Linked DNA regions of Homo sapiens: regions 1 and 2 are each linked to region 3. The links are chromatin loops, found by intact Hi-C in ENCODE. Cell type or tissue: heart right ventricle. All regions are shown on one strand. Each heading gives the region's core, and the rest is flanking DNA. Links, peaks and the distances in the headings are about the cores only.

Region 1 (10,280 bases), core at 104-5,103, 170 kb after region 3:
AAAACAGATCAACAAGCTGCAGTTCACATTTTAAAATCAGAGAGAGAGGGAAAACAAAGCATGAAATCTACCGTGGTAGATGATAGAGGACCACCTCCGCTCCTGTGCTGTTGGAGGTCCGAGAATGATGCCTCAAGAAGAGAACATACAGCTGCCCGTATCTAATTAGGGAACAAACAGACATAAATCACATCTGGCCATTCAAAATTCCTTTGTTCTAAATGGCATCACGGTTAAGTAAATTATAAGATATTCACTTAATGGAGTATTTTGCTGCCAACAAGTGTTTACAAAGAAACATGCAGTTACTCAAAGCCTATTATAAAGTTAAGTGGAAAAGAGAACACACACTAAACACAGCTTGATCATAATATTTTAAAAGAAAACCCCAAACCTAAGCATAGAGTCTAAAATGATTGGAAAGAAACACATGTAATAGTTATACTTGAGTGATATGCTAAGTTCATTTTCTTCTCTGTTTTCCAAGTTTTGTATAATGAATGTATATTCCTTAATAACAGGAAAATATAATCACTATTTTTTTTTTTCATTTTTCAGAGACAGGGTCTCCCTCTGTCACCCAGGCTGGAATGCAGTGGTGCAACCACAGCTCACTGCAACCTCCACCTCCTAGGCTTTGGCGATCTTCCCTCACCTCAGCCTCCCCAGTAGCTAGGACTACATGCACGTGCCACCGTGCCTGGCTAATTTTTAAATTTTTTTGTAGAAACAGGGTCTCACTATGTTGCCCGGGCTGGTCTTGAACTCCTGGCCTCAAGGCGATCCCCCTGCCTTGGCCTCCCCAGTCACTGGTATTACAGGTGTGTGCCACCATGCTCAGCCTTTTCTATTTAAGTGCCATCTAATAAATGTTGCTGTGAACAGTTCCTGAATGCATATTCTAGTCCAGTGGTAAACTCTGTGCTGGGCCTGCCCAGGGACAAGGAGGAGACCAAGGTGGGAGGGAACAGGTCCCCACCTCCACTTCAGCCAGGACTGCTCTCACTTTATCTATTGTCTAAACAGGAATGCTGGCTGGGCACGGCGGCTCATGCCTATAAACCCAGCACTTTGGGAGGATGAGGCGGGAGGATCACCCGAGCCCAGGAGTTCAAGACCAGCCTGGGCAACATGGTGAAACTCCATCTCTTCAGAAAATACAAAAATTATCCAGATGTGGTGGCATGCGCCTGTAGTCCCAGCTACTTGGGAGACTGTGGCAGGAAAATCACTTGAACCTAGAAGGCGGAGGTTGTGGTGAGCTGAGATTGTAACACTGCACTCCAGCCTGGGCAACAGAGCGACACTCTCCAAAAAAAATTTAAAAATAAACAGGAATGCCACAGAAGAGTACGTTTAAAAAAAAAGGAAGAAGAAATGAAAGAACATTATACTAACTACCATAAAGTTTGAAAGTTTGGGCCACTGTTTTAGGCCACAGAAGAATCAGAAGTAACTTAGAAGCAAAATTTTGACTATTGTCGAATCAGATACAGGCATACAGGGGTTCTTTTTTATTAGTCTCTATTGTGTGTTTAAAATTTTCATTACAAATTTAAAAACTGAGATATCCACTTTTTCAAATGAAAATATACCTCCGTACTGCCAGGCGTGGTGGCTCACGCCTGTAATCCCAACACTTTGGGAGGCTGAGGAGGGCAGATCAAGAGGTCAAGAGACCGAGACCACCCTGGCCAACATGGTGAAACCCTGTCTCTACTAAAAATACAAAAATTAGTTGGGCATGGTGGCACGCACCTGTAGTCCCAGCTACTCGGGAGGCTGAGGCAGGAGAATCGCTTGAACCTGGGAGGCGGAGGTTGCAGTGAGCCAAGATCGTGCCACTGTACTCCAGCCTGGCAACAGAGCAAGACTCCATCACAAAAACAAACAAAAAAAAAAAGTAAAAGAAAATATACCTCTATATATACGTAATTTAGTTCCATGTCTGTTACATAAAATCTTAATCTATTTTCTTATTTAGAACAATTATTATTTAACTGAGCTTTTAAAAAAAATAAACTTGGCCAGGCACAGTGGCTCATGCCTGTAATCCCAGCACTTTGGGAAGCCAAGGCAGGTGGATCACTTGAGGTCAGGAGTTCGAGACCAGCCTGGCCAACATGGTGAAGCCCTGTCTCTACCAAAAATACAAAGACTAGCCGGGCGAGGTGACGCACACTTGTAATCCCAGCTACTTGGGAGGCTGAAGCAGAAGAATCGTTTGAGCCTGGGAGGTGGAGGCTGCAGTGAGCCGACACTGCACCACTGCACTCCAGCCTAGGGGACAGAACAAGACTCTGTCTCGAAAAAAAAAAAAAAAGAAGAAGAAATTCTAAAACAAAGATACTAAGAAATAAATTGGTTCAATGTTCTTGTTTTATCAGGCTAGAAAGGTAAAGGAATTCCTTAGCATCACAAAGCTGATAAAAATCAAAAAGGAATGCCAAAAACACTGCAGGTTTTCTATGTTCACAGGACCTATACACTGAATACCCAGAACAAGGGGAGTCCTCCTTATGTGTTCTAGGGGTCAGGGCATCACGTGGTGCTTGTAACACACTCCTTCTATTATTTATATTACTGAAAGCAATCACAGGATGGAATTCTCTCTGACACGGACATACATGGTAGCCATTGCGATGTCTCTTTCGGAAAGGCTGGGTTTAGTTGACTTAGGCGCAGCTGGTAATTCAATCTCAAATTTGGGCAGCTTCGACATAGTGCCAGCCTGTTTAGGGGGAAAATGTTTTAGGAAAAGCTTATTAAACCCCTTCAATGTTTCATCATTCCCTGTGTAAAACCAACAAGGATAAACACAGACTTCGTCTTTGGATCCTTTCCACCGTCCCCCATGTCCTCTCACAGCCTGTCTGCCCAGCATAGAATGAATGGCTCCAGGAGCTGACGGGTATACAGAGTGCCCTCTAGTGGTCAGAGCGGTGACGTTACGGCTAGAGGAACCTGTCCCTAACGTGCCTGACACATTAGGATGCTACAGGAACAGGGGACAACTGGGGAAAGGTGTTTTTTTCAGGGGAGGCTTCCTCTTACCCTAAAGTGAAAAGGCTGCAGGACATTCTCCAGGACCGTGGTAGACAGCAAGATCACGGCGCTCTCGGGGCAGTACATGTACCAATTCACATTGAGATTGTGGCTCTTCAAGAGTTTCAGACTCCGTTTCTCTGGTAATACCTGAAGCAGAGTTTAAGAAACAGGATCTTCATTTAAAAAACGGCAAACTAATCCCAGCACTTTGGGAGGCTAAGGTGGGCGGATCACCTGAGGTCAGGAGTTCGAGACCAGCCTGGACAAAATGGTAAAACCCCATCTCTACTAAAAATACAAAAATTAGCCAGGCGTGGTGGCACATGCCTGTAATTCCAGCTACTCAGAAGGCTGAGGCACAAGAATTGCTTGAATGAACCCAGGAGGCAGAGGTTGCAGTGAGTCAAGATTGCACCATCACACTCCAGCGTGAGTGACAGAGCGAGATTCAGTCTCAATTAATAAATAAATCAATAACAGCAAACTGTCAGAAGATCCTTACAGTGCGCTCTGAGAATAAAAAGCAGAAGAAACCCACTAAGTGAAATGAACATTCTCACTTGTACTTATTACAGCTACTACTTAACCAGCCCTATGCTTGGTGCTTTACAGAGCCTCCTAACTCATTTACTCTTTGCCACGACTGAGAGGCAGGCATCACTGGCCCTATTAGCCAGATGAGAAACAAGGCTCCAAGAGTGGATTAGGGAACCTGCCCCTTAACAAAGCAATTATAGCCTGGGTAGGCTGTTTCCCTCCAAAATCCTTATCTGTGCCTCCACATGCCTGGGCATGTGGAGCACATGGATACACCTAAGAGCAATTTACAACAAATTTCTCCTCATCCAGGAAACGGCCAAAAGAAACTGACACCTCCAGGACCCCATGTGTTAACTCGGCCACCTCCCAGACCATGGCAGATCTGCCTTCTGCTTGGCCTCCACCTCGACTCCAGTCTACACTGGGCCTGGGAGGAGCTCCCTTCTTCTAGCAGATGTGTTCATAAGACTCCATACAAATGCAGTACTTTATAATCCAGGCACATTTTCAATGTACCCTAAATATTCCGATATTACAGAACACTGTACAGAGCCCCCAAGACATTAATGCTCATGGTACACTGCACTGAAGAACTGCTGCGCAAGTCAGGGGCAGGAGCCGTAAGCTTCTTAAGAACTATAATAATTAGGATGTGCTAGAGTCTTCTTTCTTTTTAACTTTTTTCTTGAAGATCTGAAGCCATCTAGGTAACCTTAAGGTATACTTTCCCACTGCAGAGAACAGAAAGACAGACTTTTAAATGATTACCATAGGGAACTCCCCCAGAAAGCAAGCCATCCTTCCCATGCAATCACATGTACAAAATTCTATTTCTGTGTGTATGGAATTTGTCTAAAGTTTGTTTAAAGTTCTCCTATTGGTCATTACAAATTTTTTTTTTTTTTGAGACGGAGTTTCACTCTTGTTGCCCAGGCTGGAGTGCAGTGGCACAATCTCGGCTCACCGCAACCTCCACCTCCCACGTTCAAGGGATTCTTCTGCCTCAGCCTCCCAAGTAACTGGGATTATAGGCGCCCACCACCACACCCAGCTAATTTTTGTATTTTTATTTTGAGACAGTAGAGACGGCACTTAGTAAAGATGGAGTTTAATAGAGACGGGGTTTCGCCATGGCGGCCAGGCTGGTCTCGAACTCCTGACCTCAGATGATCGCCCACCTCGGCCTCCCAAAGTGCTAGGATTACAGGCATGAGCCACCGTGCCCAGCCAGTCATTACTAAGATTTCGATGATGGCCTTACAGCAAAGCACCATGGCATTAACACACAGGTGTATTTTCTCTAACCATACATTCTAAATTATATGACTTTCATTAGGTCAACAAAATTAAAACCTGAAAGAACTCTTAACACCCTCTAAATTAGTTCCCCTTAGAGATCTCAGAAGCATGCTTAATAGGTCAGGAAGCTGGAACAGATGAAAAGAAACAGGCAGGTACATCAAAGGACACAATCCACAGAGTGGAAAGGCAACCTCCGGATTCGGAGAAAATACTTGCAAATTGTATCTCTAAGAAGGTGTTAATATCAGAATATATAAAGAACTACAATTCAACAAATAATAGTAATTTGATTTTAAAAATAGGCACAATGACCCGAATTAGTCATTTCTCCAAAGATGATACACAAAGTGGCCAAAACACACACACAAAAGTGCTCAACATCACTAATCAACAAAGAGCGCAAATCAAAACCACAATTAAGATGGCTAGTATCAAAAACAAAACAAAACAAAACAGCAAGTGTTGGTGAGGATATGGAGAAACTGGGACCCTTGTACACTTGGAGGGATTGCAAAATGGTGTAACTGCTATGGAAAACAGTATAGCGGTTCCCTAAAATATTCAGAAACAGAACTACCATCTGCTCCAGCAATCTCACTCTGGGTATAAATCTAAAAGAACTGAAAACGGGATCTTGAAGCGGTATCTGCATACCTGTATTGACAGCAGCACTATTCACAATGGCCAAGAGGCAGAAGCAACCCAAATGTCCCTCAACAGATGAATGGATAAGCAAAATGTGGTGTATACGCTCAGTGCGGTATTATCAGTCTTAAAAAGGAAACCCTATCACATGCTATGGCATGGGGGAACCTGTAGGAAATTATGGTAGATGAAATAAGCCAGTCACAAAGGGACAAATACTGTATAATTTCACTTATATGAAGTATAAAAGGTAATCAAATTCGGCCGGACACAGTGGCTCACGCCTGTAATCCCAGCACTTTGGGAGGCTGAGGTGAGTGGATCACCTGAAGTCAGGAGTTCAAGACCAGCTTGGCCAACATGGTGAAATCCCATCTCTACCAAAAATACAAAAATTAGCCAGGCGTGGTGGCGCACACCTGTAATCCCAGCTATTCAGGAAGCTGAGACAGGAGAATCGCCTGAACCCAGGAGACAGAGGTTGCAGTGAGCTGAGATCACGCCACTGCACTCCAGCCTGGGCAACAGAGCAAGACTCCATCTTAAAAAAAAAGGAGTCAAATTCATAGAAACAGAAAGTAAAATAGAGATTGCTGGGGCTGCAGGGAAGGGATAAGGGGAGTTGTTTACTGGATAGTTTTGGTTTCACAAGATGAAAAAAGTTCTGGAGCTATTTCATAACAATGTGAATGAATATACTTAACACTACTGAACTGAACACTTAAAAACAGTTAAGATAATAAATGTTGTATGTTTTTTTACCACAGTAAAAAAAATATTTTTGACCACACACAGTGGCTCATGCCCATAAATCCCAGCACTCTGGGAGGCCAAGGCAGAAGAATGGCTTGAACCTAGGAGTTCAAGACCAGTCTAGGCAACACAGCAAGACCTCATCTCTACAAAAAAAAAAAAAGGAAAAAAAAATTAAGTTGGGCGTGCTGGCACACACCTGTAGTTCCAGCTACTCAGGAAGCTGAGGTGGGAGGACTACGTGAGGCTAGGAGGTCGAGGCTGCAGTGAGCCGTGATTGTGCCACTGTACTCCAGCCTGGGTGACAGAGATCCTGTCTCAAAATAATTATTACAAAATAAAAAAATTTTAAGAGGAAGTTAACAAAATACAAATGGACAATATACAAATGAAAAGATGCTTACTTCCCTAGTAATGTAAAATGCAAATTAAAATGTCTTTCGGCCAGGCATGGTGGCTCACGCCTGTAATCCCAGCACTTTAGGGGGCCGAGATAGGTGGATTATTTGAGGCCAGGGGTTCAAGACCAGCCTGGCCAACATGGTGAAACCCCACCTCTTCTAAAAATACAAAAATTAGCCAGGCGTGGTGCTGGGCGCCTGTAGACCCAGCTACTTGGGAGGCTGAGGCAGGAGAATTGCTTGAACCCAGGAGGTGGAGGTTGCCGTGAGCCGAGATCGCACCATTGCACTCCAGCCTGGGCGACGGAGTGAGACTCTGTCTCAGAAAAAAAAAAAAAAAAAAAAGTCTTTCTACCTCTCAGGTTGGCAAATGTCTATAGACTGATAATATCCAGTCCTCCTAAAGGTATGAAAAGCAGAAGTTCCTATATTGCTAGTGAAAATACACATGTCTAGAAGAAATTTGGCGATACTGGTTCAGCTTTTCAGATGTTCGTACCTATACTGCAACTCTCCCTCTAATATAAAGAAGTGTGTACAAGCATGTTACTGAAGGGTTATTTGTAATCACAAAAAAATGGAAAACCAGCCAATGTCCAATAACAAGAAAATTTTTAAACTGCAGTCCATCCATACAGTGGAATACTACCCAGTCAGAATAAAATATAGAAAGATGTCCAAGATACACTTTGGACAAAAAAAAAAAAAGCTAGCTGCAAAAGTTTATATACAACATTCCCCTTTTTGTTAAAAAGAAGTTTGTATTTATTTTTAAAAATAGAGGAATATGCACCAAACTGTTCATAATAATTATTTATCGGGATTATAGGGAACATTTGCTTTCCATATTACATATCTTGCAATGTTTGAATGTTTTTTGTTTTAACTTTTAGGTTCAGGGATAGATGTGAAGGTTTGTTACATACGTAAACTCATGTCACGGGGTTTGTGGTACAGATTATTTCATCACCCAGGTATTAAGTCCAGTACCCAATAGTTATCTTTTCTGCTCCTCTCCCTCCTCCCACCCTCCCCTGCTCAAGTAGCCCCCCGTGTCTGTTGTTTCCTTCTTTGCATTCATAACTTACATTTAGCTCCCACTTAGAAGTGAGATCATGTGGTATTTGGTTTTCTGTTCCTGTGTTAGTTTGCTAAGGATGATGGCCTCCAGCTCCATCCATGTTCCCACAAAAGACATGATCTTGTTCATTTTTATGGCTGCATAGTATTCCATGGTATATATGTACCACATTTTCTTTATCCAATCTGTCACTGATGGGCATTTAGGATGATTCCATGTCTTTGCCATTGTGAACAGTGCTGCAATGAACATTCACGTGCATGTGCCTTTATGGTAGAATAATTTATATTCCTCTGCATATTACACCCAGTAATGGGGCTGCTAGGTCAAACAGTAGTTCTGCTTTTAGCTCTCTGAGGAATCGCCATACTGTTTTCCACAAAGGTTGAACTAATTTACACTCCCAGCAATAGTGCATAAGGGTTCCCTTTTCTCCACAACCTTGCCAGTATCTGTTATTCTTTGACTTTTTTATAATGGCTATGCTGACTAGTGTGAGATAGTTTCTCATTGTGGTTTTGATTTGCATTTCTCTAATGATCAGTGATGTTGAGCTCTTTTATGTTTGTTGGTCGCATGTGTGTCTTCTTTTAAAAAGTGTCTGCTCATGTCCTTTGCCCACTTTTTTTTTTTTGAGACGGAGTCTCGCTCTGTTGCCCAGGCTGGAGTGCAGTGGCACCATCTCAGCTCACTACAAGCTCCGCCTTCCAGGTTCAAGCAATTCCCTGGCCTCAGCCTCCCTAGTAGCTGGGATTACAGGTGCCTGCCACCAACCTGGCTAATTTTTGTATTTTTAATAGAGACAGGGTTTCGTCATGTTGGCCATGCTGGTCTCGAACTCCTGACCTCAGGTGATCTGCCCACCTCGGTCTCCCAAAGTGCTGGGATTACAGGTGTGAGCCACTGTACCTGGCCTTTGCCCACTTTTTAATGTTGTTGTGTTTTTGTTTTTTTTTTTGAGATGGGGTCTCACTGTCATCCAGGCTGGAGTGCAGTGCTGTGATCTTGGCTCACTGCAACCTCCTGCCTCCCAGGCTCAAGCAATCCTCCCACTTCAGCCTCCCAAGTAGCTGGGACTACAGGCGCACACCACCATGCCTGACTAACATTTTGTATTTTTTATAGAGATGGGATTTCATCATGTTGGCCTGGCTGGTCTCAGACTCCTGGACTCAAGCCATCCACCCACCTTGGCCTTCCAAAGAGCTGGAATTACAGGCATGGGCCACCAAGCCCTTTTTCTTTTCTTTTTTTTTTTTTTAATTTATTACTTGCAATTATAAAAAAAAAAAAAAAGAATAAAATCCCCAGCAAGAGACTAAAGCTGAGTGGCCAAGGCAGGAGTTGAGGTTAGGAGTTTGACACCAGCCTGGGCAACATAGCAAGACTTCGTCTCTACAAAAAAGTTTAAAAATTAGCCAGGGCCGGGCGCAGTGGCTCACGCCTGTAATCCCAGCACTTTGGGAGGCCGAGGCGGGTGGATCACCTGAGGTCGGGAGTTCGAGACCAGTCTCAACATGGAGAAATCCCGTCTCTACTAAAAATACAAAATTACCCGGGCATGGTGATGCATGCCTGTAATCCCATCTACTCACGAGGCTGAGACAGGAGAATCGCTTGAACCTGGGAGGCGGAGGTTGCGGTGAGCCGAGATCGCGCCATTGCACTCCACCAGCCTGGGCAACAAGAGCGAAACTCCGTCTCAAAAATAAAATAAAATAAAATAAAATAATAAAAAGAAAAATTAGCCAGGCATGGTGGTACATGCCTGTAGTCCCACCTACTCAGGAGACTGAGGCAGGAGGATTGCTTGAGCCCAGGAGTTTGAGATTACAGTGAGCCATGATGGTGCCACTGCACTGCAGCCTGGGCAACAGAGCAAGACTCCATCTCTAGAAAATGTTTAAAATATATATATATATATTCAGTACTGAATTCAAAAGGCTGCCAGAATGCTATCACTGAACTTTAACCAACAAACATAAATGATAAACATAATACCTGGTAAAATTCGATTCCTTGATCTGTTATGAAGACAATTTCAGTTGAACTAGTCCAGCAGAATCCTAGAATGTTGGCATTCTTAGTCTAAGAAAAATTTTTTAAAAATATTTTTAATTAATAAGAAAAAACACATATAACTCTCTTCAAAAGCTTCACAAACTCTGCAGTTTGTCATTCTTTAATGAACGTTCCCCGGAATGTTTACTAATTAACAAAACAAATTTTCTTTTAAATACAATGTTCCCTGATTTTTGCCCATAACTCTTCATTCAAGAACCTGAATCCTAATTCCTTCTACTAAACAGAACAGGAGAAGTCTGTGTTTTGTAGAAAAGTAACTGACCAGAGCTCACAGACAGCAGCTTCTACCTGCAGGAATCACCATACTGCCAACATTCTTAGTCACCCACGTTATAAAAATGGTTATTAAAAATGTACAAAGGCCTAAGGGTCTTTAGTGAGTGTTGACTAAAATGGGTTGAGGACCCTGAGACACACACCCGACT
Region 2 (10,280 bases), core at 2,310-7,309, 63 kb after region 3:
TGCAGGAGTGCTTTTTTGTGTTTATAGGTGTTGTTGGTGTCTGCTGGGCTGGCAGAGAGCCACTTTGTGGAGATGGTTTCTAGGGCAGTTGTATTGAAAACATCTTTCAGGGTTCTTTTGTGTTTTGTCTTGTTTTGTCTTGTTTTGTTTTAGAGACAGGGTCATCTGGATATGGTGGCTCATGCCTGTAATCCTAGTGCTTTGGGAGGCAGAGGCAGGAGGATCGCTTGAGCCCAAGAGTTCGAGACCAGCCTGGGCAACATAGCAAGACCCTGTCTCTACTATAAATTTTTTTAAAAAATTAACTGGATGTGGTGATGCACGCCTGTAGTCCCAACAACTCAGGAGGCTGAGGTGGGAGGATCGCTTGAGCTGAGGAAGTTGACGCTGCATTGAGCTGTGGTCGTACCACTACACTCAAGGTCTGAGTGACAGAGGGAGACCCTGTCTCAAAAAAAAAAAAAAAGAAGAGAGAGAGAGACAAGGTCTTGCTATGTTTCCAGGGCTGGTCTTGAACTCCTGGGCTCAAGCAATCCCCCTGCCTCAGCCTCTTGAGTAGTTGGGACCACAGGTGTATGCCATCGTACCCAGCTGCATATTGTATCTTAATTCTTGCAGAACCCTCATGTTGGGGGAACAAGGATAAGGGGACAAGAAAGAGAAAAGGGTAGGAAAGATCTAATTAAAAGGACACCTTTTACTCTCAATTTTTTTTTCTTTTTTTTCTTTTTTTTTTTTTTTGAGACAGGGTCTCACTTTGTTCCCTAAGCCTGGAGTGCAATGGCCCAAACATGGCTCACTGTAACCTCAACTTCCCAGGCTCAAGTGATCCTCCTGCCTCAGTGCCCCCAAGTAGCTGGGACTATAAGCACATGCCACCTCGCCCAGCTAATTAAAAAAAAAAAGAATTTTTAGAAATTTAAAAATATATTAAAAATAAATTTTTTAAAAATGAGGTTTGGGGGATTTGTATATCTAACATTTGGCTCTTCATTGACAAAAAGGTGGAAACCTACAAAGAGATGGAGATGGAAAATTATATTAAATGTGTATATTTTAAATCTAATTTATTTTATTTTATTTATTTTGAGACAGAGTCTCACTCTGTTGCCCAGGCTGGAATGCAGTGATGCAATCTTGGCTCACTGTAACCTCCACCTCCTGGGTTCAAGAGATTCTTCTGCCTCAGCCTCCCGAGTACCTGGGATTACAGGTATGCAGCACCACACCTGGCTAATTTTTGTATTTTTATTTGTTTTTTGTTTTTTGATTTTTTGTTTTTTGAGGAGGAGTTTTGCTCTTTTGCCCAGGCTGGAATGAAGTGGCGCGATCTCAGCTCACTGCAACCTCTGCCTCCAGGTGCAAGCGATTCTCCTGCCTCAGCCTCCGGAGTAGCTGGGATTATAGGTGCCCGCCACCACGCCTGGCTAATTATTTTGTATTTTTAGTAGAGATGGGGTATCGCCCTGTTGGCCAGGCTGGTCTCGAACTCCGGATGTCAGGTGATCCACCTGCCTCGGCCTCCCAAAGTGCTAGGATTACAGGCGTGAGCCGCCGTGCCCAGCCTAATTTTTGTGTTTTTAGCAGAGACGGGATTTCACCATATTGGCCAGGCTGGTCTCTATCTCCTGGATTCACCTACCTAGGCCTCCCAAAGTGCTGTGATTACAGGCATGAGCCACTGCACCCGCCCTAATTTCTTTTAAAATAAGTGTGAAAGATAATGTTTTTAATGCTTTTAATTTGTTCTCTCTCAGGATGGAGCCACTGCCCTCTTCCTAGCTGCCCAAGGTGGTTACTTGGATGTTATTCGATTACTGCTGGCTTCAGGAGCAAAAGTCAACCAGCCAAGGCAGGTAATGTCCACTGTTGACATTTGCCCGAGCACATGGCGCATGGGGCAGGGAGGGCTGGGTGTCCGCTGGCAGCACATACCTGAGATAACCAGTAAGCTCAAGGCATCCTTTAAACCCTTCTGCTTCTGTGATGAAAAGTTAATCTTTGATTAGGGTATCTCCTGTTCTATGCTCTGAGCTGGCCTGAAAGCCTATGAAACCAAGCTGACATCACAGTTCAGTACTTTCAAAACTTAAGTATTTGATGTCTGAGGTCAAGTACACAAGTACACACTCTGCCACCTCCTGTGCAAACAAATTATGGCTGCACTGATCTAATGAGTGCAGGCTGGCCTGGGACATAGGTAAACAGATGTGGGCCAAGTAGCCTGGCCCCTGCTGATAATGCTGCCTTACTACCTGCCCACCACTTCTTCCACCAAGCCAAAGAGGAGCCCATGCCGTTGGAATCATTAGGAGGTTCTGCACCTTCATCTCTCACAATTGTTATGCTGTTGAGACTTCATTTACCAACAGCAAGCTAACAGCTAGCAATTCAATTAACTGAAAGTAAAAGAACAGAAATGTAGTCTGGGAGTGGTGGCTCATGCCTATAATCCCAGCACCCTGGGAGGCCGAGGCAGGAGGATCACTTGAGGCCAGGAGTTTGAGGCCAGCCTGGCCAACATGATGAAACCCCGTCTCTACTAAAAATACAAAAATTAGCCAGGCGCGGTGGCGCATGCCTGTAATCCCAGCTACTTGGGAGGCTGAGGCAGGAGAATCACTTGAACCTGGGAAGCAGAAGTTGCAATGAGCCGAGATCGCGCCTCTGCACTCCAGTCTTGGCAATAGAACAAGACTCTGTCTCAAAAAAAGAGTAATGATTTTTAAAAAGAAGAAAAAAGAACAGAAATGCAAGATTATACAGGCAGCACTTTATAAACAGTGAAGAACCTTCCAAATGTACAGTATTATAATTAGCTTCTCTTGTGTAGGTACTATTTTTGTCCAGATTAACTTTTTTTTTTTTTTTTTTTGAGACAGCGTCTTGCTCTGTCATCCAGGCTGGAGTGTGGTGGCATGATCTCGACCCATTGTAACCTTCGCCTCCTGGGTTCTTGTGCCTCAGCCTCCCAAATAGCTAGGATTACAGGTGCATGCCACCATGCCCAGCTAATTTTTGTATTTTTAGTAGAGATACATTTTGGTAGAGAGCCATGTTGCCCAGGCTGGTCTCGAACTCCTGGCCTCAAGTGATCCACACACCTTGGGCTCCCAAAGTGCTGGGGTTACAAGTGTGAGCCACCATGCCTGGCACCAGATTAATTTATTTTTAACAAAACATTTCGAATTAAGGAAACATTACTATAAAGGTAGTTTCCTAGGAAAAAGTCAAGCTGATTTCATACCCAGGCACATCTCCACTGTACTATGACCTGATACAGGAATGCCTCTCTGTGTTCACATAATGAATAGCTATGAGAACTTTAAGGTTGGTCTGAGCTCTTGGACACAGGTTTCTCTGGTCTTTAGAAGCCCAAGCACATAAGGAGCCTGAGAAAAATAAAGAGCCTTTGGGCAGAGTGGTTTGAAGTCAGGAAAGCAAAGTGGTTTTGAGGTCAGGAATCCCAAGTTCTCAATCCATCTCTGCCAATAATTTGAGCTGTGTGGTTTTGAACAAGTGAATCAACCTCTCTGGGCCTGACTTTCATCATTGAAAATTAGGAGGCTGAGCAGCATGAGCCTGATGATCTCTTCAAATGCCCACATTTTAAATAATTGTTTTATTCAACATTCAATCAATATTTCTTGAGTACTTACCATGTGCCAGACATTGTAATCAATGTAATGTATCAATGTAAGGTTATATTTTTAGAATTGTAAAGTTATTCTTAGGTGGCCCCAGGAATACTCCTGGGAAAGGAAGCAGTTTCAAAAAAACTTTTACTTTCGTCCTGCTAGAGTTGACTTTCGAGGACTGGAGTTTAATATTTTCGTATTGGTCCTTCTTATTTTGTTATTGTTGATTGATTCTGAATCAGATGATTCATTTTACTAAAATTAGTAAAAGGAATTGGTTATTTTTAGATTGCCTAAGTTTGATTTGGGGGCCATTATTGAAGATACCACTGTGAATTTAGAATGTGAGGTTATCAAGATTATCAAGTCTCTCTATTAGTACATCCTTCCAAAATAATTTCTGGCACTTTGAATTTTATTCTTTATATGCCTAAAGTACTGCTTGTAAAAAACCAAGTCGATATAAGAGATTATATTTCAAATGTTGCATGAGCCATGCCCACTTAAACCTAAAATGAGTCATGCCGTGATGTTGAAGCCAAGAAGTTAAAGAGTAAACCAACATTGCAGCAGTAGCCACAACACGCCATAGCTGTTTTTTCTTCCTCAAGAGTTAGGATAACCTGGTCAAAGTGGATGACCTAGTCTTTGAGTGCAGGGATCCACCCTCTGGTCAAGGAGCAAGTGCTACAACTTCTAAAGACTGCATCTAATGAAATTGTTTTGAATTATTTTGAGTTCAGCCCTAAAAGAATTGTTATTCAGGAAAAGGGTGTCTTATAAAATAAGAATTGCTTTGGGGAAAAAAGGCAATGGAATTTTTCCTTTTTACAGAGTACACTCACCCCATTGTGCCCTCAAATCATAATAATTTTTATTACCTACTGTGAGCTTATAATTAGAGGTTGTTATCTATCCAGGTCAGACTAGCTCAAGTTCCGTCTTCTCTGAAAGTGTAAACTCTGCATATTTATTATGTTCCAAGAAAACAGTGCCATGCCTGCACATGGCCTGCACATGGCCTACCTATATTCTATAGGTAGAGCATTTGGAAACCAATGTTTTATTCTGAAATCTCAGCTGACACATTGAGTCATTATTGGAAAATCCTTGAATTTACAAAATGAGGACAGGAATACCTGCCTGGTTTAATTTCCTAATACTTTTGGCTAAATCTGATTTGTAATTGTTGCACTGACATTCTATGAAGCCCTACCATTTTATTACGGTATCCTGTAACAGGATGTTGACAAAGTTACATTGAAATTACTCAGCTGACATTTGATATGAGCTTCAGGGAATCTGAACGGTAGTGGGATGACTTTTCTTTGTAACTCTATCACTGAGAACTAAATGAAGACCTTTTTAGTACTTTGGGATGAGGAATCATAATCCCAAATCTAGTCATAGCCAGACAGTAGGAAGACTATGTTCTTGATTTGAAACTTCAAAAAATATTTTCCTTCCATATTGTCCTAAGCCAAAAGGTCAAGAGTCACAGAGATCATTGAAATATAGATTTCACTCTAACAATTCATTTTCATTTCTTTCCACGTGTCCTCACCAAGTTGAGTTGCTATGAGTCAGACCTTTTTAATCACTAGCTGAGTGGCTATTTCTATTTTTCTATTAACCAAATGCCTCGACATATATTTTCCCAACTCCACTCACCCACCTTATTAAAACAATACTTTAATAGAATGCAAAGGTCTGATCCTGTTAACCCAGAGCTGAGGTTAGTCAGTTAACTCATCTCTATCTAGTCTTTTTCATGTGCTAAACAGTATTTCTTTGAAGGCTGGAGGAAAAGTCATCTAATAAAGTGCCATCTCCTAACAGAAGCCTTGACTTGTACACAGAGTAGCTGGACCCAGAAATTAAACGTTCTCCCAGGTCGGAAGCTTAGAGGGGTGAATCCATCAATGGCAGTGGGAGAAGGAGCCAAAAGATTAGCGTAGAATCCTGGGGGTTTGGAAATGGGAACAGACAGCCATAGGAAGTCCTTGCTGCTTGGCAAGGGCAGGGACTCTGTCTTGTTTCGTTTGCACATGGTACACACTCAGAAAAAGTGTATCGACTGCCAGAAGATCCCCATGGCTGGTGCAGAGCAGGTCTGGAAGCCTGCAGCATTTAGTGATCAGTGCCTGAGAGTTAGAAGAAGGCTCCAGATATAGGGCCCAGACTCATAAGCATAAGCCCCAGGAAGACTGTAAGAGGCAGCTAGGGAGCAGACCCAGATTTTTTGGGTGGAGAGCAGCTTGGAAATTATGGGGATATAGATATCTTAAAATGAAACAGAGGCCCCATTTTGCTTATTAACTGTGTGACCTTAGCAGGTTGCCTACTGTCCCTGAGTCTCAGTATTTTAGGACTACTGTGATAATTAAATAAAATAATCCCTGCAAAACTCTTAATGCAGTAGCTGATACACACCCAGTGCAATGTTAGGTATTGCTGTTATTATCATTCCTATTCCAACCAGGCCTCATTGGAACAGAAAACCCATCAGAAATCAAGGCTGCACTTTCTCTAGTGAGTCGTGTGTTCTCTGTCATCTCAAAGTCTCTTCATATCTCTGTTTCTCCCCACTCCTTTCTTTTTTTACCAGTTTTGTCTGCTTACTTATCTTGTATGTGGTCCCCAGGTTTATGGATCAGACTGCCAACCTCTGGGAATAGCCATGTCATTGTCACAGCTCATCTTTGTGCACCAGGCCACAGTGACTGGCTGGCCTGCCTATCCTCAGTCCCATCACCCTTGACTGGGGAGGATAGAGTCAGACCATGGGCAATGCAGCATCTGGTAAAATCTCTTACAGACCCATTTGCTGGGCCAGGCACACGGTGCAAGGGACAATCATAAGAAATAGGCTCCAGGGCAGGGTAGGGTGGGTAAGAAAATTATCTCAATATTGAACTCCCTCTGCCACGGGCAGGATTCCTCACAGCTCTTGGACTCCCAACTTCAAATAGAATTGGTCCCCAAGACTTTCTGACTGGCCTAACCCTGTAGGTAGAAGTAACCCAAGTGTGACGGCTGGAAATCGTAGAAGCAAAGAGCTAGTGCCGCTTCAGATACTCATTCCCACAGAAGAGGATGGTTTTAGTTCTTTTTTCCAAATACTCTCAGGAGCCTACATAAGACCATACAAGGTTAGTCTCTAATACAGGTTGTGTCATATACTCCATCTCATGCTGTGATCTGGCTGTAAAAGTGATCTCGAATGAAATGAGGGAATAACAGAGTTGGAGGAAACTATAAAACTCACTCTATTTAGCCATCCATCGGTACTCGAATCCTTTCTATGATAATCAGCTACTGTTGAACACCTCTAGGCATGGAGAACTCACTCCTCTCTGATCAGTTTCTTTGGTCTTAGCCAACACTCATTAAACTTTTATACATTGACCCCAAGTCTCCATGCAGCTTTCACCCATCTGTCTTCTTTCTATCACTTGGTCTGAAAAATTGGTCTAAATCCTTTTCTACTTGATATACACACACATAGTAAAAGACAGCTATCATAACCCCATGAATCTCATTCTTCTTCAGGCTAAATGTTCTATTACCTTTTTTTTTTTTTTTTTTTTTTTTTTTTTTTTTTGAGATGGAGTCTCACTCTGTCGCCCAGGCTGGAGTGCAGAGGCATGATCTTGGCTCACTGCAACATCTGCCTCCCGGGCTCAAGTGATTCTCCTGCCTCAGAATCCTGAGTTGCTGGGACTACAGGCATGCACCACCACACCCGGCTAACTTTTGTATTTTTAGTTGAGACAGAGTTTTGCCATATTGGCCAGGCTAGTCTCAAACTCCAGGCCTCAAGTGATTTGCCCCACCTCGGCCTCCCAAAGTGCTGGGATTACAGGTGTGAACCACCATGCCTGGCCATTACCTTTTTAAAAAAAGTGCTGTAGAGGTTATAACTTCACAATGATTTCTTTGATTTAATATCAAAGTATTAAAAATATCAAAGTATATGGAAGTATTCAAAAGCCTATTTGAATATTTTTAAATGTTTTTTCACATTTTGGTACATTCCAAAACTCTACAAAAAGGAGCTAAATTGACTTACTTTTCATCATTTTCAAAATTATTTTTATATGTTTAATTTAAAAAAATATATAAAATCGCCAGACGCGGTGGCTAACACCTGTAATCCCAGCACTTTGGGAGGCCGAGGCGGGCAGATTACAAGATCAGGAGATCGAGACCAACCTGCCTAACACGGTGAAACCCCATCTCTACTAAAAATAAAAAAAAATTAGCCGGGCGTGGTGGTGGGCACCTGTAGTCCCAGCTACTCGGGAGGCTGAGGCAGGAGAATGGCGTGAACCCGGGAGGCGGAGCTTGCAGTGAGCCAAGATTGTGCCACTGCACTCCAGCCTGGGCGACAGAGCAAGACTCCGTCTCAAAAAAAAAAAACATATGAAATCATTGTTCTTTTTTTTATAGAGATGGGGGCCTCACTGTGTTGCTGAGGCTGATCTTGAACTCCTGGGCTCAAGCCATCCTCCCGCCTTGGCCCCCCAAAGTGCTGGGATTACAGGTGTGAGCCACTGCACCCCATCATTTTCATGATGAAAATGAAGGCTCTAACCATTATACCAGAAGGAAAAAATAAGAGAAAACAGAAATTAAGGTGTACAAAAGAGGAAAACCTCTCCTAATTCATAAACTAAATAATCAACTGATAGGTAATCTGATTTGACAATAATGCTCTAACTCACATGCAACTCCCTGGGCTCCAAAATCAGATTTGGAGATGTAATGACTAGTAATGAAATACACAGGCGGCCCCCAAATCTCATTTTCCCACTCATTCCTACCTGCTCACAGTCAGTTATCTCACAGGGTCGATGGAAGAATCAAATTAAAAAGCATATGGAAGTATTTTGTGAACAAAAGTACAAATTAAGGGGCGTATTGTTTCTCATGATAAATACTACTCAGATGCAATTAACATTTCCTAAGCATCTGTGAGCCAGTGCTCATGCTCACCACCTTTGTATATGTTTTCTCACTTATCTCTGCGAAGCTAATAATTTTTCCTAAGAGGACACTCACTCAGGCTGAGATGATTTGCCTAAGGTCTTACAGCCAGGAAGAACTGATTGCTTTTTCCACCTCCCATGACTATTCCAATTAAGATGATATATTTGATGAGTGTTATCATTGATGTTCTAAATTGATAATAATAATTTTTTGGCCAGGCACAGTGGCTCATGCTTGTAATCCCAGCACTGTGGGAGACCAAGGCGGGTGGATCACTTGAGGTCAGGAGTTTGAGACCAGCCTGGCCAACATGGTGAAACCCCGTCTCTACTTAAAATACAAAAATTAGCCGGGTGTGGTGGTGCATGCCTGTAGTCTCAGCCTCTCGGGAGGCTGAGGCAGGAGGATCTCTGGAATCTGGGTGGTGGAGGTTGCAGTGATCTGAGATGGCACCACTGCACTCCAGCCTGGGCAACAGAGCAAGACTCCATGATAGGTAGGTAGGTAGGTAGATAGATAGATAATTTTTCACAATATAGCACCTTTTAGCACTTTCCCACATATTAGTTTCAATTGTTAATACAAGTTTACTAATAATGACCAAGCCATTGAAAAGCACATTGAATAGACAGCTGGCTGCCTCTCCCTGCCCGCCCTCTGGTGGAGAGAGTGACAAAGAACAAAACAGACCCAGAGCAGGCACGGAGGGAGAAGCGCATTAGTATTGGCACCAGCTTGGACCCACACTCCCCTCCTGCCTTCCAGGGTCCCACCCGCACCCCTCTGGCTACAGCAGCTAGATTTCCCACCCTGCATGAAGGAGCCATGCCTGTCCAAGCCACTGTGACTGTAGCTGCTTTTCCTTCTCCTTCAAACGACCCTTCCCCTTTCTCACACCTAGCAAAATCCTGGTCCTTCTTCAAGACCTGGATCAGATAGCACTCTATCCAGGACACTGAGCCCTCATTCCCCATGCAGCAGCCCTCCCACCTGTTTGATTTTGTGCATTTTTGTCCATACTTTATGATGGCACTGCAGTCGTATGGAAACCTCCATGTCTCTTCTCCAGGACTTATTTTTAGCACTCTGCTTGAGACTTAGAAGGCTGGGCTCACACCTGTAATCTCAGCACTTTGGGAGGCTGAGGTGGGAGGATTGCTGGAGGCCAAGAGTTCAAGAACAACTTAGGCAACAAAGCAAGGCCCCATCTCTACAAAAAGAAAAAAAGAAAAAAAAATTAGCTGGGCATGGTGGTGCACACCTGTAGTCTCAGCTACTAGGAAGGCTGAGATAGGAGGGTCATTTGAGCCCAGGATGTTGAGGCTACAGTGAGCCTTGATCATGCCACTGTACTCCAGTCTAGGTAACAGAGTCCTGTCTCAAATAATAATTATCATTATTGGTTGCTTGAATTATTGATTAATTAAATCCTGAATTGGGAAAATCAAATAAAGAATATGGAAGTGCTTTTAAACTAAAGTACAAATTAAAGTACAAATTGCTCATGATAATATTTAGATTCAAGAATATTTCCACCAAGAGGACCCTGGAAAAATTATGAAGTAAGTTAAAGTGTCTTCCACTTCCCTCTATCCTTTGTTTCAGCACCTCTTCCACTGTCTCTCCCAAGACAGGTCCCAACATCCTGTG
Region 3 (9,553 bases), core at 1-5,000:
GTGGTGGCAGGCGCCTGTAATCCCAGCTACTCGGGAGGCTGAGGCAGAAGAATAGCTTGAACCCAGGAGGCGGAGGTTGCAGTGAGCTGAGACCGTGCCACTGCACTCCAACCTGGGAGAGACGAGAGAGACTTCGTCTCAAAAACAAAACAATACAAAACATTAAAACGTAATACCTTTCTACTAGGAATGCTGAATACAACTTGGAAGTGAACAATTACCGGCCAAGTTTCTACTTCTAAAAATTTTTAGGCTAACCGAAGGATGGGGCAGAGCTAGAGCTATAGTACCATGATTTAGTAGCTTAGACAGCAAAAGACGTGTACAGTCACTTGGGGCCTCTCACTTCGAAGGGCCCCTCGCTTACTTCAATGCTGTGCTGTCACCATCTTGATATTTAAAATAATTTTTTAACAAGGGGTTCTACATTTCCACTTTGCACTGAACTCTGTAAATTATGTGACTGGTCAATGCAGTTCTTCCATTTGAATCTACATATTTTTTTAGGTATCTTTTCAGCTATAACAACCACTAAAATCAAGTATAACATAAAATCAGGCCGGGTGCAGTGGCTCATGCCTGTAATCCCAGCACTTTGGGAGGCCAAGGTGGGCAGATCGCTTGAGCCCAGGGGTTCAAGACCAGTCTGGCCAACATGGCAAAACCTTGTCTCTACAAAAGATACAAAAATTAGCCACGCATGGTGGCATGTGCCTATAGTCCCAGCTACTTGGCAGGCTGAAGTGGGAGGATTACCTGGGCCTGGGAGGTGGAGGTTGCAGTGAGCCAAGATAGCACCACTGCACTCCAGCCTGGGTAATAGAGTGAGACCCTGTCTCAAAAATAAAATTAAATTAAAAACTGAATTGTTATAAGAGCTAAACTAAATTTCTCAAAAATAATTATACACACAATTATATTTGCATATTTGTGTGTTTATAAACACACAATCATAAAATAGAGAAAGCAAAATTATTTGAGGACTGTTAAAAGTATTTTCATCATTGTTATTTTATATTTTTAGTTTCTTTTCTTGCATGTTTTATAATATAGATAATATATAAATATGGTAAAAATATTTTCATCATTGTTATTTTGTCTTTTAGATTTCTGTTTTTGCATGTTTTAAAATATGCACAACACATATCAATATAATACATGCATGTAGTTTATAAGTAAATAAGCACATATGGCACTAGATGTTCAACAACTTGTCATTTATGGAAGTGCATGGTCAAAAGAGTTTCTAAAACACTAATCTAGACACCCAATGATAACCTTGCTCTTTTAGAACCCAAGCTCCAAAATCGCTCCCTCTTCCCACTTCCTGTTCCTCAACAATACTTTGCAGAAGAAGGAGGCAATTTGGGCTTAGTGTCCAGGATTTGAAGTCAGGACTGGATTCAAATTCTCCTGCCCCTTTGGGAGGTCAAGACAGAAGGACAGCTTGAGGCTAAGAGTTTGAGACCAGCTTGGGCAAAATAGCCAGACTCTGTCTCTACAGAAAAATAAATAAATAAATAAATAAATAAATAAATAAATAAATAAATAAATAATTGCCAGGCCTGAGGTTGCAGTGAGCCGAGATCGCACCATTGCATTTCAGCCCCGGCGACAGTGCGAGACTCTGTCTCAAAAAAAAAAAAAAAAAATTGCCAGGCACGGGGGGGCACGCCTGTAGTCCCAGCTACGCCCAAGGCTGAGGCGGGAGGATCCCTTGAGCCCAGGAGTTCGAGGCTGCCGTGAGCCGTGATCGCACCACTGCACTCTTGCCTGGCTGAGACCTGTGAGTAAGGGCCAGGCACTGCAAGATGCTGCTTAACATGCACCGCAATGTCGTTTGCCCCGGGTGTTCGCGGTGAGGCTCGGATCTCTGAGAGCCTTTCTATCTCTGTCCGCCTAAGGTCTCATTCGCCCCCAATGACTGGATGGTGGCACTTCAGGCAGTGCAGTGAAGTGAATCTTTTCAGTAACATTAGAGTGATACCGCTGTTATAACCTAAAAATTCTCTCTTAAAATACACCACAGAAGGTAATTGCCACCGACTTCTCCGAATAAGGCCCGGGAGGTGGGGCAGGAGGCGCCCCTGAACCCTCGAGGACTCAAGCCTGGCGGGACGCTCCGTGGGTGACGGAGGCGGGAAGGGCCGAGGCGCCTGCATCTCTTAGAGCGCAGCCTCACACTTTCCCCTCCACCAGCCCGAACCTGACCACAGCCTCATGTCACCTCGCGTGCTCCCCCTCCTCGCCTCGGGCCGGTGGTGCCGGTGCGGTGCTTCCACGAGATCGCTCCTGGGTCGTGGGCCCTCGCGCGCGGGGATGGGGGCTGCCCTTCCCAGTCGCCCGGAGCCACTAGCGCGCGTGAGGAAAGGGCCCGATCCCTTCTCCGGGTGTCTGGCCGGCGCGGGAAGGAAAAGGCGCGCCCACCCCGGCTCTCTCCGAGGCCCTCACCTGGATGGTGTGGCCGCTGCCTGGGGCGGTGGGGCCCCCGACCAACTTGCAGTAGAGCTCGGGCTGGGGCCTCCCCTCGCCGGGTCCCCTCTCCCCGCAGGTGGCGGTGGCCCAAATCCTCGCCGCCTCGGCCAGGTTGAAGTAAGTCGGGTGAAGGCTGAGCCCGGCCGCGGCCCCGGGATCCCGAGCGGTCGCCCCGCAGGCTGGCAGCACCCGCAGTACCAGCAGGAGCAGCGGCGTCGGCGGCAGTACTGGCCCCAGTGCCCGACCCCGAGGCCGCGCGGCCGCCGCCATCCAGCCGCGCGGGGTCCTCCCGCCTGAGCCGTCCGCAGAGGGGCTCGGGGGCACCGCCGCTCTCCGCCTGCGCCTCCCGGACCTGCAGCGCCAGGACTAGCGCAGCCGGGGATATGGGCGGCGCCGGGGCCGCTCCCCTTGCTCCACGCGCTGGAAGCCCGCGGCGTGGGGGTGGCCTCTCAGCTCTGGAACCTGCCGCGGCTGGAGCGGGCACCAGCCGGATCAGGAACTGACAGCGCTCAGCCGCGCGCCAGCAGACGGCGTCTCTCCCGCGCGAGGCGCGCTGCAAACTTCGCGGGCGGGGAATGGGAGAGGCGTTCCCGGGCTCCCACCCAGGCGGCGGGAACGGGAGCCTGGGATCTTCGAACCCTCCAGGCGCCAGGACAGAAATTAATTAGATCGTTCTCCTCTCTGGATACTCACCGCTCAGGTCAAAGCCAGAAAAGCCACCTGTGACCTAAGAGTAAAGGAGGCTTGTAAACGAATTTGGTTGAGAGCAGAGGAAACTGCCACTACCTACAGAACTCACATCAAAGACATTTCGATTTCCCAGCCAAGTGTTGAGTCGTCAACTCCTCAACACTGTGCACCTAGGATCCCTGTGGCACTGCAGCCACAGGCTGAGCCAGGGAACTGGGAGTGGTGGAACGTACATATTTAAAAGACAGCCAATAATGCAAGTTGTAATTTGCCAACCTGGAAAGGAACCTTAGAGGAAATCCTTTAGATGCCTAATCTGCTCAATTTTACAAATAAGCTAACAGAGATTGAGTGAGGTACGCCACCTGCCATGATGGCCTCAGAACAGAGAAGACCCCCTCCCCCCACGACCCCGGACTGATGCTTGGTCTTATATGCAGAACACCCTACTAAAACAGAACCCACATAGGCCCTCGAAGAAATTAGAGGAATGCAATATTTGTACAATAAAAATTGCAAAACCTCTTTGAAAGAAATGTTAAAAGACCTAAATGAGTGGAAAAGCCTCCCATGTTCATGGATTAGGAGACAATATTGTGAAGATGGCAATATTTCCTAAAGCAACCTACAATTCAACACAATGGATTTTGATAGGGATCAAAATCCCGACTTTTTTTTTTTTCAGAAATTGACAAGCTGATCCTAAAATTCATGTGGAAATGCAAGAGACCTAGAAAATCCAAAACGATTCTGAGAAAGAATGAAGTCAGTGGACTCACGCTTCCTAGTTTTAAAACTTAATACAAAACTACAGTAATCAAGACAGTGTAGTACCGACATAACGATAAACATAGATCAATGGAATAGAATTGAGAGCTCAGAAATAAACCGTTACATTTATGGTCACTGGATTTTCAACAGGGTGCCAAGACTATTCAATGGGAAAAGAATAATATTTTTAATAAACGCTGCTGGGAAAACTGGACATCCCAAAATAATCTAGTAGGATCCCCACCTCATACTATATGCAAAAATTAACTCAAAATGGATTTAAGATCTCTAAATTTTACATTTAGAGAGCTAAACTATAAAGCTAAAACTATAAAATTCTAAGGGAAAAACACAGGAGAAAATCTTCATGACTTTGGATTAGCAATGCTGTCTTAGCTATGATATCAAAAGCGCAAGCAACAAAAGAAAAATATAAATTGGGCCGGGCACGGTGGCTCATGCCTGTAATCCTAGTACTTTGGGAGGCCGAGGTGGGTGGATCACCTGAGGTCAGGAGTTCAAGACTAGCCTGGGGAAAATGGTGAAACCCTGTATCTACTAAAAATACAAAACTTAGCCAGGCATGGTGGCATGTGCCTGTAATCCCAGCTACTCCAGAGGCCAAGGCAGGAGAATCACTTGAACCCGGGAAGCGGAGGTTGCAGTGAGCCAAGATCATGGCACTACACTCCAACCTGGGCAACAGAGCAAAAATCTGTCTCAAAACACACACACACACACACACAAAGATAAATTGAAACTTACCAAATTTTAAAACTTTTGTGCTTCCAAGGCACCCTCAAGAAAGCGAAAGATGGCCAGGCACAGTGGCTCATGCCTGTAATCCCAGCACTTTGGGAGGCCAAGATGGGTTGATCGCCTGAGGTTAGGAGTTCAAGACCAGCCTGGCCAACATGATGAAATTTTCTACTAAAAATACAAAAATTAGCTGGGCATGGTGGTGCACACCTGAAATCCCAGCTACTAGGGAGGCCGAGGCAGGAGAATCACTTGAACCCAGGAGGCAGAAGTTGCAGTGAGCTGAGATTGTGCCACTGCACTCTAGCCTGGGAAACTGAGAATCCATCTCAAAAAAAAAAAAAAAAAGAAAGTAGAAGACAATCCGCAAGATAGAAGAAAATATTTGCAAACCATATATCTAATTAGAAATTCATATCCAGAATAAACTCTTACAACTCAACCATTTTTTAAAAAGTAGTGGGCAAATATAAAAATGGTCGATAAGCATGACCATGGAAGACGCTCAACATCATTAGCCATCAGGAAAATGCAAACCAAAACCACAATGAGATACTACTTCACACACACTGGGATAGTTATAATCAAAAAGATAGATAATAACAAGTATTTGTGAGGATGTGGAGAAGTTGGAACCCTCACAGATTACTGATGGGAATGTAAAATGGTGCAGACACTTTGGCAATTCCTCAAAAACTTAAACATAACATGACCATGTGATCTGGCAATTCCAATCCTAAGAACATACTCAAGAGAACTGAAAATATATATCCACACAAAAACTTGTACATAAATGTTTATAGCAGCGTTAGTCATATAATAAAAAAATGAATACAACCTAATGTTCCCCAACTGATGAATGGATAGACAAAATGTAGTATATCCATACAATGGAATATCTGTCACACATAAAAAGAAATGAAGTTCTGATCCATGCTTACAACATGGAAGAACCTTGAAAACGTTATGGTAGGTGAAAGAAGTCAGACAAAAAAGACCACATATTGTATGGGGAGTGACTGCTATTGGCTATGGGGTTTCTTTTTGGAGTGATAAAAATGTTCTGGAATTAGATAGTGGTGATGATAACCATCACGCTATGCATCACCACTATCACATCACCAATTGTGTGAATATACTAAAACCACTGAATGGTGCACTTTATGAATTTATGGTATATAAATTATATCTTAAAGCTGTTATTATGGATTTTTGCAGAACTGAAATATCTACTAAACATAAGAAATGTGGCCAGGTGTGGGGGCTTACGCCTGTAATCCCAACACTTTGGGAGGTGAGGCGGGTGAATCACCAGAGGTCAGGAGTTCGAGACCAGCCTGGCGAACATGGTGAAACCCTGTCTCTGCTAAAACTACAAAAATTAGTCGAGCATGGTGGCACATGACTGTAATCTCAGCTACTGGGGAGGCTGAGGCAGGAGAATCGCTTGAACCCGGGAGGCAGAGGTTGCAGTGAGCTGAGATCGCACCACTGCACTTCAGCCTGGGTGACAAGAGCGAAACTCCGTCTCAAAAAAAAAAAAAAGAACTGTATATGAATGTGTGTGTGTGTGTGTATGCGTGTGTGTGAAAGCAGACAAATAATTTTTTTTTTTTGAGACAAGGTATCACTCTGTTTCCCAGGCTGGAGTGCAGTGGCATAATCATGGCTCACAGCAGTGTCAACCTGTGGTGCTCAAGTGATCCTCTCACCTCAGCCTCCCAAGTAGCTGGGACTACAGGCATGTGCCACCATGCCTGGATAATTTTCTTTATTATTATTATTATTATTTTTTTTTTTTTTTTTTTTTGTAGAGATGGGATTTTGCCATGTTGCCCAGGCCAGTCTCAAACTCCTGAGGTCCAGCAATCCATCCATCTTGACCTCCCAAAATGCTGGGATTATAGGCATGAGCCACTGCGCCTGGCCAGAATTTTTGAAAGCTTTACAATAGGATATTCAAGTGGCTAGATAGGATGGAGAGAGGGGATTTTTTGTTTGTTTGTTTATTTTCTTCTTTTTGCTTGCTTATATTTTTTAATTTCTCCAAGAATGAAACTATATTGCTTTTGTCCTAATAAAAACTTTCAAAATATTCTATTAAATCAACTGAATGAGTACCCAGCACTGACTCTAATAGTCCTGCCCTAAGTGATATGGTCCTACCTAAATTGATGAAAGAAGATTGATAAAAAGCGAGAAAGGGCTGGGCGCTGTGGCTCATGCCTGTAACCCCAGCGCTTTGGGAGGCCTAGGCGGGCGGATCACGAGGTCAGGAGATCTAGACCATCCTGGCTAACATGGTGAAACCCCGTCTCTACTAAAAATACAAAAAATTAGCCAGGCGTGGTGGCAGGCGCCTGTAGTCCCAGCTACTTGGGAGGCTGATGCAGGAGAATGGCCAGAACCCGGGAGGCGGAGCTTGCGGTGAGCAGAGATCCCACCACTGCACTCCAGCCTGGCCAACAAAGCCAGACTCCGACTCAAAAAAAAAAAAAAAGTGAGAAAGATTTTATGTACTTTTTAAAGTCCTCTCAGACAAGATTATTTGAAGGAAAGCATTCAACAAATGGCTAAGATTCCAAAACTATTTTATTAACATGTAAAAGTGAAAGCAAAGTCTAAATTTAAAAAGTTGTTTTCTGCCCTGGCCAGTAACTCTTCCACACTGCCAAGTCCTTTTGCTGAGATGTTCTGATGCTATCAGAAACCTCGGCAGCAGCTACAACCATCCCTGGATTCAAATCAAGGCTTTGTCCTTACAGGGCTTCATATTTTGCTATAAACGGCAACACTTAACAGCATGATATACAAATTTATTGCACTGTACAATGACAATATTTCTCTTTAATGTGTTTTATTGCATTCCCTAGTCAGAGGGTAAGTGATATCATTGACTTCATGTTGTCATTGCAGTTTAAAAATAACTTTGCGATGTCAAGGTACATTAAGTGTATTTGCCCACCGAGAACAGCTATAAAGATGATCAAATAAAAGCTTCATATCTAAAGTTAATATTTGCTAGTAAAGTCATCTCTCTGAAGATTAAATGTCTAAACCAAACATCCAGGAAACAACTACGCTCCACAGTCCTGGATGCCAGAGATATAAAGATGAGTAATGAGAATGAGGACACTTTGGTGGGTGGGAGGAGGAAGGCTGTTCTGAAGTTTAAATGAAGGAATGTTATGAGCAAGTGGTTTGAGACATTAAAGCAGCAAATATAAGGACACACATTTTTAAGGCAAAATGGGGCTGTCATGTTTTTGTTTTTATTGTTGTTGTTTTTGAGATAGGGTCTCACTCCACTCTCCAGGCTGGAGTGCGGTGGTGCAATCTCAGCTCCCTGCAACGTCCACCTCCCCTACTCAAGTGCTCCTCTGGCCTCAGCCTCCCAAGTAGCTGGTACTGCAGGTGTGCACCACCACACCCAGCTACTTTTTTGTATTTTTGGTAGAGATATGGTTTTGCCATGCTACCCAGGCCAGTCTCAAACTCTTGGACTCAAGCGATCTACCTGCCTTGGCCTCCTAAAATGCTGGGATTACAGGCATGAGCCACTGCACCTGGCTGGGGCTGTCATGTTTTAATATAGAAAGAGAATGCTTAAAGGAATTAAATGACTTGCCCATATTTTAAGAAAAACAGGAATAATCAGCTGGACCCAAGACATCTGATTTCCAGTTATGCTTCTAGGAGGACTCTGAGAGGACAAAAGGAAAACACCTGGGTGAGGCCCATCTGTGGTGTGAAGGCTACAGATGTGTCCCAAGCACAAGAGGTTTACTTCGCCCTGGAAGGGTGGGTGGGACATACGTGCATTGTTGGGTGCAAACAAACTCAAACTAACAAGAGTGAATTGGGGTTTGGCTGACCTCCCAATACTTCAGAAGTGATTCATGCAGAGCTACATCCTTCAAATCTTAAGATGGAAGTGGAACTTGCCATGCATGCTGTTGTTAAAAAGAATGTCCTTAGAGCCAAGAACCTAGACATGCATGGGTAATAAACTCAGTGTCTTACAACGGCATAACAAATGCAGTAATGTCCCTTTAATAGAGTGATTGACCTAACATACTCATGGCTATTCTTCCTCTTAATCAAAACATAGGTTTTCTCCTCCTTTTTCACTCGCTCCCCAATATGGCAGCTCTTCCCTTCTCTCCTCTCCAGTTCTCCTAGGAATATGAACTGGGATCAGAAGCCCTGGGTCCTGCTTATTATTTCTATTCTCTTTTAAATTGCATGGTTAAACTGTGACTTGTTACTGGCTTGGTTTCACTTAATAATCAATCAGTTTGCAGAAATTGACCTGTCATCATCATTTAACAGAGAAAACAATAACATCATCTAAGCCAATAGCAGTGTGTGGATCACTAACAGCAACCAAAAGAATACAAACAAAACCAAAAGACTAAAGGCATTTCTACTTATAATGACACACACCTGGTGAGGCACGTCGAAAACCAGAGGAAACTAGGCAACGAGTAAAGTTCTGCCACCCAATTTGTTACCATCATTGCAAACCCAAGATGGAAAGCATCTTTTGGAATCCTGCAATTCTACCATCCAAGAAAAAAAAAAATCTTTTGTTACTCTTCTACAGTGGTTCATGTCTGTAATCCAAGCACTTTGGGAGACCAAGGAGGGTGGGTTGCCTGAGCTCAGGAGTTCGAGACCAGCCTGGGCAACACGGTGAAACCCCATCTCTACTAAAAATACAAAAAATTAGCTGGGTGTGGTGGCATGCACCTGTTGTCCCAGCTACTCGGGAGGCTGAGGCAGGAGAATTGCTTGAACCCAGGAGGCGGAGGATGCAGTGAGCCTAGATTGCGCCACTGTACTCCAGCCTAGGTGA

What was found. Hi-C counts contacts between places; a loop is a spot of excess contacts. Peaks named below come from ENCODE experiments on the same cell type or tissue, not always from the same donor. Only the 100,000 strongest peaks of a DNase experiment are listed, where the experiment ranks them.
Region 1: it touches region 3 in a loop (2.9-fold over the local background); 35 of 110 quality-filtered maps call a loop at or near these places.
Region 2: a loop joins it to region 3, with 4 times the contacts of the local background. A loop is called at or near these places in 81 of 110 quality-filtered maps.

Annotation. Positions count from the first base shown.
Region 1 is chr18:23,508,771-23,519,050 of GRCh38, reverse strand. It overlaps RMC1 (regulator of MON1-CCZ1), which reads right to left. Exons shown (of 20, transcript NM_013326.5): 5 at 9,772-9,858; 6 at 3,055-3,195; 7 at 2,628-2,731; 8 at 72-161. It also overlaps a transcript of NPC1 not described here. Among named protein-coding and RNA genes, the nearest start is that of RMC1, 10 kb to the right of the region's middle. RefSeq lists an enhancer at 1-172. In heart right ventricle, for the core only: a CTCF peak has its summit at 2,928 (motif pointing left); a DNase peak (open chromatin) is centred at 2,930.
Region 2 is chr18:23,621,429-23,631,708 of GRCh38, reverse strand. ANKRD29 (ankyrin repeat domain 29) reads left to right here. Exons shown (of 10, transcript NM_173505.4): 6 at 1,758-1,856. Among named protein-coding and RNA genes, the nearest start is that of ANKRD29, 36 kb to the left of the region's middle. In heart right ventricle, for the core only: no CTCF peak of the experiment used is centred there; no DNase peak of the experiment used is centred there; H3K27ac peaks cover 1,348 bases.
Region 3 is chr18:23,682,876-23,692,428 of GRCh38, reverse strand. LAMA3 (laminin subunit alpha 3) reads right to left here and starts at 2,976. Exons shown (of 75, transcript NM_198129.4): 1 at 2,452-2,976. The coding sequence starts at 2,745. RefSeq lists an enhancer at 3,068-3,617. In heart right ventricle, for the core only: a CTCF peak has its summit at 2,996; DNase peaks (open chromatin) are centred at 2,545 and 3,008; H3K4me3 peaks cover 2,399 bases; H3K27ac peaks cover 1,550 bases; H3K27me3 peaks cover 1,038 bases.